2 separate regions of the Homo sapiens genome follow, and region 2 is linked to region 1. Evidence: chromatin contacts called from ENCODE Hi-C or POLR2A ChIA-PET data. All regions are on one chromosome and are shown on one strand. Each heading gives the region's core, a stretch centred on a gene start or an enhancer-like site at or near the end of the contact. The rest is flanking DNA. Distances are from core to core; before and after follow the strand shown. Region 1 holds the start of VSIG10L-AS1 (VSIG10L antisense RNA 1). Region 2 holds the start of LIM2 (lens intrinsic membrane protein 2).

The links. A loop is a pair of places that touch in the nucleus more often than their neighbours do. ChIA-PET counts read pairs that join two places held with the same protein, here RNA polymerase II (POLR2A). Pooled maps may share reads with other maps.
Region 2: a map of prostate gland shows a loop between it and region 1 (3-fold over the local background). The contact joins the promoter of LIM2 here to the promoter of VSIG10L-AS1 in region 1. A Hi-C loop is called at or near these places in 49 of 168 maps with a recorded cell type or tissue (A673, B cell, CD4-positive, alpha-beta T cell and 37 more), 37 of 37 single-sample maps with no recorded cell type and 44 of 50 pooled maps. POLR2A ChIA-PET finds 5 or more read pairs at or near these places in 34 of 52 experiments (A549, A673, AG04450 and 26 more).

Annotation. Positions count from the first base shown.
Region 1 is chr19:51,338,326-51,342,471 of GRCh38, forward strand. VSIG10L-AS1 (VSIG10L antisense RNA 1) reads left to right here and starts at 1,695. Exons shown (of 5, transcript NR_186316.1): 1 at 1,695-2,392; 2 at 2,741-2,849; 3 at 3,525-3,660. VSIG10L (V-set and immunoglobulin domain containing 10 like) reads right to left here and starts at 3,814. Exons shown (of 10, transcript NM_001163922.3): 1 at 3,760-3,814; 2 at 2,828-3,682; 3 at 2,108-2,401; 4 at 1,690-1,974; 5 at 563-817. The coding sequence starts at 3,799. RefSeq lists silencers at 589-928, 1,579-1,848.
Region 2 is chr19:51,385,932-51,390,077 of GRCh38, forward strand. LIM2 (lens intrinsic membrane protein 2) reads right to left here and starts at 2,043. Exons shown (of 5, transcript NM_001161748.2): 1 at 1,988-2,043; 2 at 1,338-1,518. The coding sequence starts at 1,512. It overlaps C19orf84 (chromosome 19 open reading frame 84), which reads right to left. Exons shown (of 2, transcript NM_001193623.2): 2 at 2,358-3,578. The coding sequence ends at 3,053. It overlaps LIM2-AS1 (LIM2 and SIGLEC10 antisense RNA 1), which reads left to right and starts at 1,177. Exons shown (of 2, transcript XR_002958397.2): 1 at 1,177-1,266; 2 at 1,357-1,440.

The sequences.
Region 1 (4,146 bases), core at 445-2,944:
GAAAGAACTGCCAATTTACTCACTCATTAGCTCATTCATTCATTCATTCATTTATTATCTGATTTCCTCATCAAACACTTATTGAACACATACCATAGGCGCAGGCCCTGTACTGGGAAACTCATATTATTTTCAGCTATTCTTTCTTCTTTATTATTATTATTATTTTGTAGCAATAATAATTACAAGACTGGGTCTTGCCACACTGCCCAGGCTGGTCTTGAACTCCTAGACTCAAGCAATCCTCCCGCCCCCAGCTACCAAAGTGCTGCGATTATTGCGCCCGGCCTTGTTACTTTTTAAAATATCACTGCTTTATCTCTCTGAACACGTGTGAAAGTGATGGCCTTCTTCCTGTGTCCAGAAAAATACCCCCATCCCTGCACCCCGCCACCATGAGGTATAGGAAAATCTTTGTCCCTTTTCTAGTTTGAAGACAGTGAAGTCCTGCCTCTTTCTTGGACTAAGGACGTACCCCATACCCCTTCAGAATTTTCGAAGGACCAAAGAAAAAGTCTCCCTCCTCCTCGAGAAACAGCAAAAAAGCCCCGCGCCCTCTCACCCGGCGTGACTGTGCAGGTACGCGTGGCCACCAGGTGGCGAGCAAGGCAGGTGATGGGGACGCCGCTGAGCCGGGGGTGGGCGGGGACGGCCGCCAGCAGCACAGAGGACACTGGCCCGGCGCGGATGCCTTCGGGGAGACCCTGGAACTGCAGGGAGGCAGCAGGGGCCCCGCCGGGCCACGAGCAGCGGAAGCGGAGGCTGCGGTCCCCGGGACCCCCTTCAACTGAGCACTGTGGGGCCCCGGGGGGCAGGTCTGCGGAGAGAAGGGAGAGAATGAAGATGGAGTCCCTTTCTCATTTCTTCTCCAGCCCCGCCTCCCCGCGCGGTGACTCCACCCTTCTTCACTAGCCCCACCCCATAGGCGCTCACACTCCCCACTTTTCCTGCGATCCCGTTCCCTTTTCCCATTAACTTCCTCGCTAAGTGGGTAGCCCGCAGCCCTGCTGACTGCCCAACTTTCTTAAGAAAACTGCATCTTCACACAATGATATTTCTCTTCCCAAACGTAACTCAGCCCCTTCCTTTCCAGCTCCACCCACTTCTGCCAGGTTACTTCGCCCCCTCCTGGATTGCACTCCGAGAAGCCTCCCCTTTTCCCAGATATCTCCGCCCTTCCTTGTGGACCCCTTCCCCTTTCTAAGACAATTCTGCCCGCTTTCTAAATGACCTCGCCCCTTTCCCTGGTGACTCCGCCCCCCTTGCCAGGTAACTTCTCCCTTTGCTGATCCCACTTAAGCAAATTAGTTCTTTCCTTTTCTAACTCCCACTCTTTGCCATTTAACTCCGCTTGTCGACTTTGTCGAGTGTTCCATGCCCAGGAATGTCCGCCCTCTCAGTGCTGGGCCGGCCCGTCAGTCCTGGTCATCCCTGCCACTCTATTTGGCTCCTTCCCTTATCCTCTTTCTGGCCCCGCCTCTTATCCTAGGTGTCTCCGCCCCTCCGCGCTGGCCCGCCCCACCACGGGTATCCCAGCTCCTTCTTGGTGACCCGCCCTCCCGCTGGCCCTGCCCCACCCACCGGTATGCTGCTCCTCCTTGCTGGCCCCGCCCCTTTCCTCTAGCCCCGCCCTCGTTCTGGCCCCGCCCCTCTCCCAGGCATTCCCCTACTCCCGCTCCAGCCTCTCACCCGCCACTGTAAGGTTGAGCAGCGAGCGGCGGCGGCGGCCGGTACGCGGGTTCGCCGCCAGGCAGGCGTAGGTGCCTGCGTGGCCCGGTCCGACCGCGGGCAGCAGGAGGCGCGACCCCGCGGGCACCGCGGCCTCGGCCGGGTCCGCCAGGCTCCACGTGATGTCGGCGGGCGGCCGCGAGGCGGCGGCGCAGCGCAAGGTCACGTTACTGCCCGCGGTGACAAAGCGGGCAGGCGCGGCGTCGCGGTCCGAGGAGACCGTGATGGTCGGCGGGTCCGGGCCGTCTGGAGGGAGGAGGGGTCGGGACCGCGAGTGTCAGGGTCACCTGGGACGCCGCTAGGACTCCCGGAGACTGGGTCCCCAGCCCGCTTCTCCCCAAGGACCCCCTGTCCCCGACCCGAGGCATCCCCCACTCACAGAAGACGCTGACGTCGGCGGCAGCCTCCCTGTGGCCGAAGGGGCTGCGGACGCGGCAAGTGTACCGGGCGTGGTCGCTGCGCACAGGGCGCACGATGAGCAGCTGGTCGCCCTCTGAGCGCATCCGGGGCGTCTCGGCTCCCTCCGATTCCGCCGCCTCCAGGGCGCGTCCGTCCCGGCTCCAGCTCAGCTCCCCGCGACCTGGCCCCCACCCCAGGCAGCGCAGCCGGAGCTCGGCCGCCCCCTCCTCTGTCTCTGGAGCCTTGGGCTGAACCGACAGCTGGGGTAGGGGCTCTGGGAGAGGGAGAATGGGCTCAGGACCCACCCAGTCCTGGAGCCCATCTTTGGTCCCCTTAGAGGGAACCCCAGCCGCTGCTCCCTCTAAGCCCCTGGAGTCTCAGCCCCCATCCCTCTCCTCTCATAAACCTATGAGTTTGAGCCCCCAGACACCTCCTCTCCGGGACCCAGGAGTTCGCCAGAAGAGGCTCCTAGCCTCCTCCTCCTCCCTCAGACCTGGGAGTTCAGGCTCCCAGGAGTCTCCATCCCAGGTCCACCTTTGCTCAGACACCCCTGCCTTGACCTCTAGCTCTTTTTCTCCCTTCCTCAACCCAGAAGTCCTCTTCTCCTATCCAGGGACCCCACAGCACCGTGACTTGCCCAAAGCCTGGCAGAGCAGAGCAGCCCCTGCCGCCTGCACGCCGGACGCCAGGGCCCACTTACCATACACACCCACCGTGAACTCGTGAGTCTGCTGGGAGACCCCTGCCCGGATGACCTCAGCCGTGTAGACCCCTGCATCGTCCAGCTGGGCAGAGGCGAGCTCCAGAACCCCCCGGGCCTGGTCAAATCGCAGGTGGTCTCGGTGAGCAGGGTCCAGGCTGATCAGAGGTGCCCCTGGCCCCAGGCCCCCAGCTGCCAGCACCTTTGAGCCCCGGCGCCAGACCACCAGAGAGGTGGGGGGCCCAGGGTTGGGGATTGGGACTAGGGGGAGCCGGATGGTGGTCCCCACCAGCACAGCGAGTGGGCCCCCCACCTGCTGGGGAAAGCTTGCAGCTGAGTGGGTCTCTGCAGAAAATTTGGATTCAGGGCTCTGGGCAGAGAGTTTAAGATCCATATCATCCGGGGAGAATTTTGAATCTGGGGCCTCAACAGACAGTTTGGTATGGGAGACTTGAGTAGAAATGTTTGAAGCTGGGGTCTTAACAGTGAAGGAAGGCTTGGGGTCTTTGGCAGGAACTTGAGGATCCGAAATATCAGGAAATACTTCAGAACCAGGGGTTTCAGAGAAGGGGGAAACCGGGCTCAAATCTTGGCCCTCAGCAGAAACATTTGACCAGAAGGACCCAGACATGTTGGAACTCAGGGCCTCAGGAAACCAGCTGGAATCAGAGATTCCAGCAGAGGCTTTTGAATCCAGGAACTGATCTGGAACTTTCCAGCTGGGAGGTTTGATGGAGGGAACTTCCACACCCAGCCCCTGGGAAGAGCTCTTTGAGTCTGAAGAGAAGGCAGAGGAGAAGTTGGTTTGCTGAAGTCCAGAAGAGGCTCTGAGGGTGAGGATCCCTACCAAGGAGGCTGCAGAGAAGAGAGGAAGGCATTGGGGGAGGCTGCTGAGGGAGACTGACAGGGAAGGGACTGAGCAGGGAACTTACCCAGGAGTAGGAAGAGTGGCAGAGCCTGTGGGTTGTCCATGGTGCTGGCCTCACTGAAAGGACACTGGAGAGAGACCCAGGACTGCACCCATCCCTCCCGGGTCAGACGAGTCCAACAGGACTGGTAGCTTAGCTTCCTGGGAGGGGAAGGGAGCCAGACCCAGAGGGAGGTGCCAAGATCCTCAACCCCAGTGTGGTGGCTGAGCTGCCCACCTCATCCCACTCTCTTCATTAGCTGGTCCCATCTGCAGAGAGGCCCAGCCTGATCCCTGCCCTCCCCACCCCCAGGGGGAAGCTGGAGAAAACATTCCCAGCTAAAAATGTGGGAGCAAATTTGTGAGACAAAGCCAGGAAGACTTCCTGGAGGAGGGTGAGGTGACCTTTCCG
Region 2 (4,146 bases), core at 793-3,292, 48 kb after region 1:
ATTTTGAGATCAAATCTCATGTCTCACTCTTACATACAATTGAACTGCCCGTAGTGTTGTTGGGGATGGAAGTGAGTTTATCCATGTAAAGTGCTTAGAATAGCACATAGGGCATAGTAAGCACTCAATCAATGCCAGTTATTATTATTACTGTTACTAGTAGTAATACACAATATATTATATATTATTAATTAATTTTTATTTATTTTTTAGACAGAGTCTTCGTCTGTTGTCCAGGCTGGAGTGCAGTGGTGCCATCTGGGCCCACTGCAGTCTCCGCCTCCCAGGTTCAAGCGATTTTCCTGCCTCAGCCTCCTGAGTAGCTGGGATTACAGGTGCTCACCACCATGCCTGGCTAATTTTTGTATTTTTAGTAGAGACCGGGTTTCACCTTTTTTGCCAGGCTAATCTTGAACTCCTGACCTCAGGTGATCCGCCCACCTCAGCCTCCCGAAGTGCTGGGATTACAGACGTGAGCCACCACGCCTGGCCAAATTTATTAATATGTTATATAATAAGTGTGCAATATAATATACTCTACATTATTAATTTATTATATAATATATTGTATAATATATACATTATTAATTTATTATATAATGTCATGACATATACTATTTATTAGATAATGAATGTGTAATATAATGGATTCTACATCATATATAATATATTACATGTGCATTACTTATATAATATGTAGCATATTATATACAATATATTATGTATTAGTAATTTATTATATAATAGAGGTGCATGTATAATACACTATACTGTATATTATTGTCTATATGTAGTTATATATAATACATCATAAATTATATGTAATAATATAAATTGCATATATTACACATAATATAGTATACATTAACTTAATATATTATAGATGCTATGCAGCAAGCAATATACTATATATCTCTATGTATCTCTCTATCTATGGCCTGGCACATTATAAGTAGGCAAAAATACTTTATGCTACTTTATGCAGTATTTAGCAAATTCAGTATCCACCAGTACCTAACATAGTTCTTGGTCCATAGTACATATTTAGAAAATGCTGTTTCGTGACACTAGCCCCAATTGCTGTGCATGACACCTCTGAAGCGTCAGGAAATGCCACCTCTCCCAACTTAACCTTCAAACCAGCACCCCGTGAAACTGCAGCTAGAAAACAACCCTGTAGTCCCAGTTCTGCCCCCTCCATGCTGAGTGACCTTGGGTTGCTCCCTTTCCCTCTTTGAGCCGCAGAGTTCTCCATCTGGAATACAGGTGTCCTTGGGCCCCGAGGTCCGCCCTGCTCTTTCCCCAGGCGCGGCCTGGACCCTGGCCGGGGGGCTCACCGATGCTGTCTGTCTGCAGGTAGCACTTGTTGCCCAGGCAGTACCGCCACAGGCCCTGGTGGGCGAAGGACCCTGACAGCCGGTACTGCATCCAGTGGTCTGTTGCCATGGCCACCACCAGGAGGATGGTCCCCACCCAGGCACAGAACAGGCCACCACCCATGAAGCTGTACATGGTGATCTGTGGGGAAGGGGAGAGATGGGATTGGGAGCTGAATTCCCGGGACTTGAAGGGAGGAACTGGGGGGAGAGAGGGCTCAGGAGTGGGATGCCAAGTGCTTGGGAGAAGGAGATGGAGACCTAGACGCCTGGGTCCTGGGCGAGGAGGGGACTGGAGCCCGGACTCCTGGGTCTGAGGGAGGAGGATGGTAGGGATCCTGGAAAGACAACAGGGAGAGCGGGGCTGGGTTCTGGGAAGAAAAGGCCGGGGGCCTGGACTTCCAGGTTCTGAGCAAGGAATAGGCTGGAGGCCTAGCTTCCTGAGTCCTAGGTGAGAAGGGGCCCAGGAGCCTGGATTCCTGGGTGGTGGGTAAGGAAGGGGCTAGGGGCTAGGGGGTAGGACACCAGGTCCTGGGAGAAGAAGGAGCTGGGACCCTAGACTCCTGGGACTTGGGGAAGAGGGGGCTACAGGTCTCACGCCTGGTGCCTACCTGAGTGGCAGAGCCTGCCCGAGCCCTCCTTCTGCCACGGCCCCTCTGTGCAGACTGAGCTGAGCCTGGTCACTGGCCTCTTTGCCCCCTTAGGTTCCCCAAATCCCTTAAGCCTCCCTACACAATGGTCCCACTACCCAGCAGCTTCCAGCAGGCAGAAATGCAGCGGTGGCAGAGGCCTCAAATGGAATTCGCTGAAGCAGGCATCCAGGGGGCTCCCCCCACCCACTCACTGACCTCTGTGACCCTCCCCGGAACCCAATACCTTGTCGCCAGCCTTGCTCAAAGCAACCCTGGCTTTGTCCGAGCTGTGTAAGCACGCACACACGCACACACACACACACACACGGGCGCGCGCACACACGCAAGATTCAGGGAGAGTCATGCGTTTATTGTTCAACCAGGGCTTTCTACCTGAAGAGCAGGCAGTGGGGTGGGGAGTCACAGGTGTCTGGGTATGTGGGGCCAATGCGGTTCTTTGTGGGGATGGACACAGGGCTGTGGCTGAGGTTGAGGATGGAGCTCTTTGGGGCTGTAGATTCAGAGGACATTAAAGATGGGCTGAGGTACACAGGCAATGAGGAGAAAGGGGTTGGTAAAGAGGGTGGGTTAGGGTTGAGGCGCAGAAGTGGAGCTGGGACTGGTGACAGGGATGGGAATGAATGGGTTTGGGAACAGGGTATTGAGAGTGGGGAAGAGAGAGGCAGGTAGGAGTGGCTTTGGGATTAGGGAGAGGATAGGGAATGGGGTTGGAGGAGCCCTGGGGGTTGAGAATGAGGTAAGGATTGTGGTTGTGGTTGGGGATGGCATTGGGAATGGGGTTGAGGCCATCAAGGAGACAGGTTTGGGTACGAGGTTTAGGATTTTCTTCTCACTTGGGATTCAGGTGACTTAGGTCAGGTTCACCAAGTGCCTCACAGGAGCTACTCCTGGGATTGTGGTTTTGGGGAGAGGGGAGGATGGAAGATGTTTCTTGGGGTTCTTCTGACAGGGCTGAGATCACTCTGGGCCCCAGGAAAACCCTCCTGGGTGACTGCAATCTCAGGTGCCTGACCCTCCAAGGTCCTAGTACTCTGTCTCCCAGTCCTCAGCAGCCAGTGGTGTTTCCAGGGGTGGCTCTGGACCTCGAGCTTCTTTCTTCCCATCCTGGGCAGGCAGTGTTGGTGGTGATGGCAGTGTCATTGGTGGGGTCCTGGGGCCAGCCCCAGGGCCCCCCGCCCGGCCCCTCTCTGGCTGCTCAGCTCTCCCAAGGCCCCGTCGATGCAGGCCTCGGCCCCAGCCTGGCCTGTGCCTGACTTCCCAGCCTCCGCGTCCCCTGGGAGGCCTCCTAACTGCCCCCGGCTGGGAGTGGCCTGCCTGGGAGCAGCAGGGGCAAGAGGGCAAGGCCTGTTGGAAGGTGTAGGCCCCCAGCAGGGCGCTGTGCAGGAGGCAGGAGAGGGTGTCCAGGCGTATGGGCACGGTGACAGAGGCCACGCTCTCCGGGAGCCCCAGGTGGGTGGGGTCTGTGGAGTTCAGGAGCAAGGGTGGAGGGGCTGGGAGAGGCGCAGGGGGCCATGGCTCGGTCCCAGATGACGGCAGGGACAGGTTGTTCCTAGAACAACAAAAAGACAGGTCAGTGGGGCTCAGCGTCTCCGTACTTTCTTGTTTCTCGCTGCCAGGCTGTCTCTGCACCTCTGCAGAAGGCAGCCATCTCTCCATCCTCAGTGCCCACCTGTGACTTCCTCCCCCGCTTCTCTCTTTTTGTTTCTAACCCGGGTCTCTCTAAAGAAACAGACAGCTCTGCCATGAACTTCGGCACCAGACAGAACTCAGTTCCAATTCCTGGTGGCCTCGCTTTTGGTGGTGTATCTTTGGACAAATCATTTTCCTATTCCGAACCTTAATTTGTTTATAGTCACAGATGGCTTTGGATGGTATCAAAGGTGCGTATGACAGCGCTGGGTCTGGTAAGTGCTAAAACAGTGGACAGCTACGATTTCTCCAGCCTTCTGGGGATCCCTGGAGTCTTCACATTTCTTGGTTTATTCTTGGAAATTTCTGTTCGATGAGTATCTGTTTCTAGCTCTTTTTTTTTTTTGAGATGGGGTTTCACTCTTGTTGCCCAGACTGGAGTGCAATGGCGCTAACTTGGCTCAACGCAACCTCTGCCTCTCGGGTTC